3 separate regions of the Homo sapiens genome follow, and regions 1 and 3 are each linked to region 2. The links are chromatin contacts, found by Hi-C or POLR2A ChIA-PET in ENCODE. All regions are on one chromosome and are shown on one strand. Each heading gives the region's core, a stretch centred on a gene start or an enhancer-like site at or near the end of the contact. The rest is flanking DNA. Distances are from core to core; before and after follow the strand shown. Region 1 holds the start of DOLPP1 (dolichyldiphosphatase 1). Region 2 holds the start of DYNC2I2 (dynein 2 intermediate chain 2). Region 3 holds the start of PHYHD1 (phytanoyl-CoA dioxygenase domain containing 1).

Region 1 (2,700 bases), core at 124-2,623, 420 kb after region 2:
GTCTCTACGAAAAGTACGAAAATTAGCCGGGCGTGCCACTGCACTCCAGCCTGGGCAACAGAGCGAGACTCCGTCTCAAAAAAAAAAAAAAAAAATTAGCTGGGCATGGCGGCTCACGCTTGTAATCTCAGCATTTTGGGAGCCGAGGCAGGTGGATCACCTGAGGCCAGGAGTTCGAGACCAGCCTGCCCAACATGGTAAGACCCGGTCTCTACTAAAAATGCAAAAATTAGCCGGATGCGGTGGTGCGCGCCTGTAGTCACAGCTACTCGGGAGGCTGAGACAGGAGAATCACTTGGACCCAGGAGGCTGAGCAAGATCGTTCCACTGCACTCCAGCCTGGGCCTCAGAGCAAGACCCTGTCTCAAAAAACAAACAAACAGACAAAAACAGCACATGCTAGCGGCAGGAGACAAGAGGCTGAGCCCTCCCAGCCCACCTTACCTGCACTGTAATCCAATCCAGCCAGAGACAGAGTCGGGTAGGAGAGGTGAAGGCGGGTGGGAAGGTGTGGCTGTTCACGCAGGAATGTCTTGGGAAAACTGAGGGGTAGGTGGAAAACCGACTTCTTGTTTGAAATGCTCCCAAGACGCCTCATTAAGTAGCATAGACGTGACTGAATCAATAAATCTTTATTAAATGAATGAAAGGAGGAAGGAGTCCTTAACTGTAGCTAAGCTTCCACTCTTAAGTATCAATTAAGCTTCTCTGTTCAGTCCAGCGTTTAGGGCGCCTACTGCGCGCCCCGCCCCACACACTTTTGACAAAAAGGTCGCCTGCTCTGTGTGACTTGCCCTTTCGCCGGCCAGTATGGGGCAGAGGGAAATAAGCCCCCTCTGCTCTCTGGTCTCAGTTTACTCGTAACTGAAAGTGGGTCGGTTCAAACCCCCTGGAGCTGAGGTTGCCTCTCCTCTTCGAGCACGCGCTATCGGACGCGCAGGTCCCCAAGACCGCGGATCGGCAGGGGGTACCAGGGAAGCCTTCATTCAGGGCGCAGGTCCCAGCCGAACCAAAGCTCCCACCAAAGTTCAACACGCCCCCAAAGCCAGCGCCTGATTGGCCCGCCCTGCCCACAAGCTGAGGCAGCCTCACCTTCTGATTGGCTGTTATGCTCCCTGTTCGGTGCTGGAACCCTCCCCTTCTCTGATTGGCCAGATGCCTACCTGCGCTCGCCCCAGATTGGGCGCCAGCTGGGGCGGCTCGTTGGCTCCCAGGGGCCCCGCTCTCTGATTCGCCGCTCGGGCCAGCCCCCACGGCCTGCACGCTGAATGGCTGCGCCGCTACCTATATTGGCCTCCGATTGGGTGCACGGCGCCTCCCCGGCGTGATAGGTCAGGACCACCGCCCCCCTGGCTCCCCATTGGCTGCTCGAAGAAGCCCGGTCTCCGGGTAAGATGGCAGCGGACGGACAGTGCTCGCTCCCCGCTTCATGGCGGCCGGTGACCCTCACCCACGTCGAATATCCTGCAGGTAAAAGGCGGTCCCGGCTCCAAGGACGCCTTCCCAGGGACGGCCTCTCAGTCCCGGGCGCTCCGGCCTGCTCGAGCCCGCGGAGGGGGCGCCGGGGGACCGGGGTGGGAACTGTCAAATAGTGAACCACGGAGGGGCTCGGCCGGCGCGCGCGCCGCGCAGGCGCAGTGGTGCGAGGATGAGCTGGGCGAAATTGTGAGGCGCTCGCTCGCGCACTCTGCGGCTGCGCGGCCAGGGCGCTCCCCCGGGTCCCGGGGCGCCGGTGGGCTGAAATGGGTTGAGGATCTGTGTGAGGCGAGAAAAGATCCCTGGCCTGGACCTTGGCCCTTCTTCCCCGCCCTCCCCTGTCCCAGAGAGGCCGCACTCCTGTTCCAGCGTGCAGGGAGTGTCTTGTTTCCTTCGAACAGTGCTTTGGGCTGCTTGTAAGAGAAAGAGCTCCCCGTTGCTGGGAGTGTGCAAGCCGAAGCCAGGCTTTTGAGTACTTGTGGTGCCACGCCCTGAGCAGGGCACGATTCCACAACAGAGAGGACCCGATGAGGGGGCGGGCAGCCTCCGGGAACTTGACTTCTGTTGCTTCCCATCAGACACACCTCTCGAAGTGCAGGGCTTTCCAGTTGAGAGGTCCATTAGCGGCGTTCTGGAGGCTGTCTAGTAAGAGTGGCGCAGAGCCTGGGCGTGGGGGTCAGACCCATCTGGGCTCCAGTTGAGGCTGAGGCCTTGTGCAGGTGCCTGCCTCTGCTTAAGTTAATTCATCTCTAAAGTGGGACTGATTACAGTGCTTACCTTCTGGTGATGGTATGAGCATCAAATAGCAGGAGGCACAAGAAGGGCTGAGTACAGTGCCCGGCATGCAGTAAGCGTTCAGTAAATACCTGCAGTTAATGTTATCCCACCTTGCAAGACCCTCCCTGGGTAAGATGGTTGAGTGCCAGGGAAGGCTGGAGCCCCTCATTGAGCCCTGGTTGCCTGGGAAGGGCCTGCTCATGCTGCTGTCTTGCGAGATGTGAGAACCTGGGTCCGCTGAGGGCACCAGGACTGAATGCCAAAGAACGTTGACGCTGGTGTTCTGGGTTGTACTGGGGGTGGTATGGCCCTGCCAGGTCCTGGGCCCTGCCTGCCTGCCTGTCTACCATTCATTCATCCATTCATTCATTCAGTCAATATCCACTGAACACTTCTGAGTGCTAGGCCCTGGGCTAGCTCTGGTTTTTAGAATGCTTAACAGGCCTG
Region 2 (2,700 bases), core at 178-2,677:
AGAATGGCATAAACCCGGGAGGCGGAGCTTGCAGTGAGCAGAGATCGCGCCATTGCACTCCAGCCCGGGCGACAGAGCGAGACTCCGTCTCCAAAAAAAAAAAAAAGAGAAAGAAACCAAGTAGCGCCGAAACCAAGTAGCTGGCACTACTACACTCCAGCCTGGGCGACAGAGTGAGACTCTGTCTCAAAAAAAAGAAAAAAAAGAAGGCCGGGCGCGGTGGCTCACGCCTGTAATCCCAGCACTTTGGAAGGCCGAGGAGGGCGGATCACGAGGACAGGAGATGGAAACCATTCTGGCTAACACTGTGAAACCCCGTCTCTACTAAAAAATACAAAAAAATTAGCCAGGCGTGCTGGCGGCCGCCTGTAGTCCCAGCTACTGGGGAGGCTGGGGCAGGAGAATGGCGTGAACCTGGGAGGCGGAGTTTGCAGTGAGCCGAGTTCGCGCCACTGCACTCCAGCCTGGGCGACAGAGCGAGACTGTCTCAAAAAAAAAAAAAAAAAGCCTGAACGCGGTGGCTCACACCTGTAATCCCAGCACTTTGGGAGGCCGAGGAAGGAGGACAGCTTAAGCCCAGGAGTTGGAGACCAGCCAGGGCAACACATGGAGACCCCATCTCTACAAGATAATAAATAAATAAACAGCCAGCGTGGTGGCCCGCGCCTGAGGTCCCAGATACTCTGGATGCGCAGGTGGGAGGATCGCTCAGCACCGGGGGCTGAGGCTGCAGTGAGCCGAGATCGCACCACTGCACTCCAGCCTGGGCGACAGAGCGAGACCCTGTTCAAAAAAAAAAACACAAAACAAAACCAAAAAAAGTTGTTTGAAATGCTTAAAAACTACAGTTCACACAAAATCCTTCAAAACGTGGGATCCTTGGAGGTGTTTTGTTTTTCCACTTTTTGTTGTTAAAAAATGGGCCGAAAGTATCCTCTGGGTCAGTTTCTGTGGAATAAACTGTAAAGGCAAACGGTGGGACGCCCGAACCCGCCCGGCAGCCACGGTGGGACGCCCGAACCCGCCCGGCAGCCACGGTGGGACGCCCGAACCCGCCCGGCAGCCGCGCTGCGACCCCGCCTTCCCGCCCGCGTCGCTCCGCGCGGGGCCCGCGCCCTCACCGTCTCCCAGCGGATGCCCTGGACGGCCCTCCACTGCGAGGGCACGGACGCCACACCCAGGGTCTCGTCCTGCAGCGGCCCTGGCCGCCCCGGCCCCGGGCCGCTCGCAACCCCGACTGTCGCCAGCGCCGCAACACCAGCGCTTCCCGCCTGGCTGAGTGGCCCCGGCTGCGCGCGGGTTGCCATGGAGACGGTTCCGCCCTCTCGTGCGGACGCACTCAGGCGCGACCTCCGCCCCTACGCCGCCATGAGCGGAAAACGGGGAATGTGAGGCTGACGGCGCCATGTTTGAATTGGTCGCAGCGCCTCCTGCAAGACCTGGAAGAAAGAAAAGTAACGATTCTTCTCGGCCAGAGAGAGAAGCATGACCGGTTTTGCATACCCTGTCCCCAGAAAAAGCACTCTAAGAGTAGGCGCGCTACTCCTGGGCGAGGAAACTGCGGAAGTGAGGCATTGGTGCCAGGTTCAAAGATGGCGCTGAGCAGCCAAGCGCAGAAGCGAAGAGAGGGCGGCAGCCTGCGGCCGTGGCCGGCCCGCGAGGTCTGGGCCTGGGAGCGCAGATCTGGCTGAGCAGCTGATTCTTCCAGCAGATCCGAGAACCGCGCCACTCGAACAGGCTGTCACCTCGAAGCCAAGTGATCTCCCTTTAATCCTCAGTCTCTGTCTCAATAGAATGATGATGAAAAATATTCCTACGGAGATCCTAAATGTGGTTAAAAAGCTGGGAGGCCCAAATGAGGTCTTCTACAGAAACATGCTTATTAAATCGAAATTAAAAGCAAATAACTAAATAATGTGCCTACTGTGTGTCAGGCAAAGAGCCCAGAACGTCTCTTTCTTATTAAGTTCTCACCCTGAGGAAAGAATTGCTTTTTATACTATATTATGTCGTTCTGCCATTCCGCGCGCCCCACCGGAATTAAAAAAACTGGAGATTCTGACCTGAGGACTAAAAAATAAAAATAAAGAATAAACAAATAGGCCAGGTGCGGTGGCTCACACCTGTAATCCCGGTACTTTGAGAGGCCAAGGCAGGAGGATCGCTTGAAGCCAGGAGTTCGAAACCAGCCTGAGCAACATAGTGAGAGCCCGTCTCTACAAAAAAAATGTTTTAAAACTTAGCTGGGCATGGTGGCACGTGCCTGTAGTCCCACCTACTCGGCAGGCTGAGTGTAAAGATCCCTTGAGTCCAGTAGTTTGAGGCTGCAGTGAGCTATGATTACACCACTACACTACAGCCTGAGTGATAGAGCAAGACCCTATCTCTAAAAAAATAATAATAGGCCAGACGAGATGGCCAGCACTTTGGAAGGCCAAGGCAAGAGGATCACTTGAGCCCAGGAGTTTGAGACCTGCCTGGGCAACACAGCAAGACTCCCTCTCTACAAAAAAAAATTTTTTAATTGGCCAGGCATAGTGGCACACACCTGTAGTCCCAGCTGCTCCGGAGGCCAAGGTGAGAGGATCCCTGGAGTCAGGGAAATTGAGGCTGCAGAGAGCCCTGATTGAACCACGCTGTGCTTTAGCCTGGACAAGAGAGTGAGACCCTGTCTCAAAATAATAATAATAATAACAACAA
Region 3 (2,700 bases), core at 201-2,700, 260 kb after region 2:
GAGGCCTGGGTGGCTGCTTGGGCACCTCCTCTACAACTGGACAGAGTCTATCCCTCCTCCCTCCACGGGGACTCTGACCCCTCCAGGTGAACTCAGGCCTGAGCCAAGATTCCCTCCCTCTTCTCCCCCTGCCATGGGCTGACAGGCTGAGCAGCTGGACTGTGACTGCCGGGCTGGGGCCTTCTTTTCTGTTTCCGTGGTGGAGGTCCCTCCCCCAGTTTGGTACCCTTCCCACCACCCCCCGACCCCACTCCCGCCCCCACCCTGGCCTTGAGGCTGTCCAGCGCCTGGAGCAGGAGAGTTCGATCTGGAGCTGGTTTACATTTGGAAAAAACCACCATGTAGAAACACCGCCCACCCACTTCCCAAAGTTGAGCAGAATGAACAGTTAGTGGGAGGCTGGGCCTCTCCCCTCCCCCTCCCCCACCCACCCAGGGCTCTCCACTCTGCCTAAAACCACTGTGGTGGTCTTCTCTCTGATTGTAACAGCAATTTTGGAAGCTCAAAAAAATTGTTTAAATTATATTCCACCCAGCTGGGCGCGGTGGCTCACGCCTGTAATCCCAGCACTTTGGGAGGCCGAGGCAGGCAGATCACAAGGTCAGGAGATTGAGACCATCCTGGCTAACGCGGTGAAACCCCATCTCTACTAAAAAATATAAAAAATTAGCCAGGCGTGGTGGCAGGCGCCTGTAGGCCCAGCTACTGGGGAGGCTGAGGCAGGAGAATGGCGTGAACCCGGGAGGCGGAGCTTGCAGTGAGCTGAGATTGCGCCACTGCACTCCAGCCTGGGTGACAGAGCGAGACTCCATCTCAAAAAAAATAAATAAAATAAAAAATAAATAAATAAATAATATTCCACTCAGAACAGCCCCTGCTAACATTTGGTGAACAACTTGTTCACCAGTTGGTAGGCACTTACTCAGCGCCAGGCCTGGTGCCAAGCTCTTTATCAGCTGCGAAGCATTCATCTTATTTACTGCTCACAGGGGATCCTACTGCTAGCCCCAAATTACAGACTGGGAAAGTAAGGCCTGAACATCTGGGACGCAAACACAGTCTGCTTCACTGAGTCTCTACTACAAGCCTTCTGTGGGGGCTCCCAGGGGAATGGCTGGCCCAGTCCGAGGGGACCTCAGTGTTCTTGGCACATGGTAGGCATCTGTCTTTGTTGGGCAGTTGCATCAGAAGGGTTAAGGACAGCTGGGAACACATCCTGCCTCTAGTGAACCTCGTGGTTCTGTCATCTGCCTGCCCCTCACCCAGCCTAACCCCTCTGAACCAGGAGCCTGAGCTGCACTTACTGCTCCCCCCTGCCCCCCGGACGGCCTGGACCAAGCAGCAGCTCCCAGAGCGGTGGCCCAGCAAACACGACTTGACTCGAGGCCAAGGCTCTTGAGGGCTGAGCAGTGTCCCCATGCACACTCCTGAAACACTTTGTCCCTTCGCCATTCAGAAGGCATCATTTTGGGGAAGGCAGCAGCCGGTTTTTCAGAGCCAGCGAGTGGCCCTGCCAGCTGCTGAGCAGGGCAAGCTGAGAAGGGTGGTGGTGTGCAAGTGTTATTCTCTCTTTTTGTTTTTGTTTTTGTTTTTTGAGATGGAGTCTTACTCTGTCGTCCAGGCTGGAGTGAGTGCCGTGGCATGATCTCGGCTCACTGCAACCTCCGCCTCCTGGGTTCAAGCGATTCTCCTGCCTCAGCCTCCCGAGTAACTGGGACTACAGGCACCTGCCACCATGCTCGGCTAGTTTTTGGTATTTTTATTTATTATTTATTTATTTATTTTGAGACCGAGTCTCGCTCTGTCGCCCAGGCTCTAGTGCAGTGGCCCAATCTCGGCTCACTGCAAGCTCCGCCTCCCGCGTTCACGCCATTCTCCTGCCTCAGCCTCGCGAGCAGCTGGGACTACAGGTGCCCGCCACCACGCCCGGCTAATTTTTTGTATTTTTAGTAGAGACGGGGTTTCACCGTGTTAGCCAGGATGGTCTCGATTTCCTGACCTCGTGATCCGCGCGCCTCTGCCTCCAAAGTGCTGGGATTACAGGCCCGAGCCGCCGCACCCGGCCTGCAGGTGTTGTTCTGACCCCAGCTCCACTGTGCCAGCCCGACTTGAGATGCCAAGTATCTTGGGCCTGAGGGTGGGTAACAGGAAGCATCTCTCTCTCCTCAGCCCCTTCCTCCTACTAAGATACCCCATGTCTCCTACTTTCGTCTGAGCTGCAGATGGATGCGTTAATTCCCTTCCATAATCCTCCCAGGACCGAGAGGGTTTCAGATCGGTGCTGGGAGGGGCCCAGATAGTTCTCCCCAGGACCTCTTCCACCTTTGGAATGCCCATTACCTGGAGAAGGGGGGTGCCGCACATCCCCCAGACCAACCCTGCATCCCATTCTATCCAGATTGAGGCCTAGAGAGAGGCAGGCGTTCCTCAGAGTCACAGGGAATGGCGGCGCCTGGACTGGGACTCAGCCCAGCTGCTTGGCCTGACCCTCTCACAGCATAATTTCCCGGCACCTGGTAAGCAGTGGTGGGGGGTGGTTTCCAGAAGAAACACAGAGGAAGCAGATAAAATCCTTGGAGATGGGAAAGGGCAAATCCTGGATTAGTTGTGGGGGTGGGGGAGATTAGCCTGGAGGTCACAGGCTGATCTGGCTGTGTCTAGGGAAGGAGGGTTGGGTGGTGGGACCGGGTTTTCTCCGGG

The links. Hi-C counts contacts between places; a loop is a spot of excess contacts on that map. ChIA-PET counts read pairs that join two places held with the same protein, here RNA polymerase II (POLR2A). Pooled maps may share reads with other maps.
Region 1: a loop to region 2 is called in a pooled map, with 8 times the contacts of the local background. The contact joins the promoter of DOLPP1 here to the promoter of DYNC2I2 in region 2. A Hi-C loop is called at or near these places in 10 of 50 pooled maps. POLR2A ChIA-PET finds 5 or more read pairs at or near these places in 2 of 52 experiments (RWPE1 and activated B cell).
Region 3: a map with no recorded cell type shows a loop between it and region 2 (2.4-fold over the local background). The contact joins the promoter of PHYHD1 here to the promoter of DYNC2I2 in region 2. A Hi-C loop is called at or near these places in 8 of 168 maps with a recorded cell type or tissue (B cell, CD14-positive monocyte, CD4-positive, alpha-beta T cell and 4 more), 27 of 37 single-sample maps with no recorded cell type and 16 of 50 pooled maps. POLR2A ChIA-PET finds 5 or more read pairs at or near these places in 8 of 52 experiments (CD8-positive, alpha-beta memory T cell, Caco-2, H1 and 4 more).

What each region holds. Positions count from the first base shown.
Region 1 is chr9:129,079,738-129,082,437 of GRCh38, forward strand. DOLPP1 (dolichyldiphosphatase 1) reads left to right here and starts at 1,374. Exons shown (of 8, transcript NM_020438.5): 1 at 1,374-1,470. The coding sequence starts at 1,395. RefSeq lists a silencer at 1,072-1,801.
Region 2 is chr9:128,655,420-128,658,119 of GRCh38, forward strand. DYNC2I2 (dynein 2 intermediate chain 2) reads right to left here and starts at 1,428. Exons shown (of 9, transcript NM_052844.4): 1 at 1,122-1,428. The coding sequence starts at 1,307. RefSeq lists enhancers at 840-1,484, 1,458-1,667, 1,485-2,128 and a silencer at 948-1,277.
Region 3 is chr9:128,919,532-128,922,231 of GRCh38, forward strand. It overlaps PHYHD1 (phytanoyl-CoA dioxygenase domain containing 1), which reads left to right and starts at 1,451. Exons shown (of 13, transcript NM_001100876.2): 1 at 1,451-2,137; 2 at 2,399-2,516.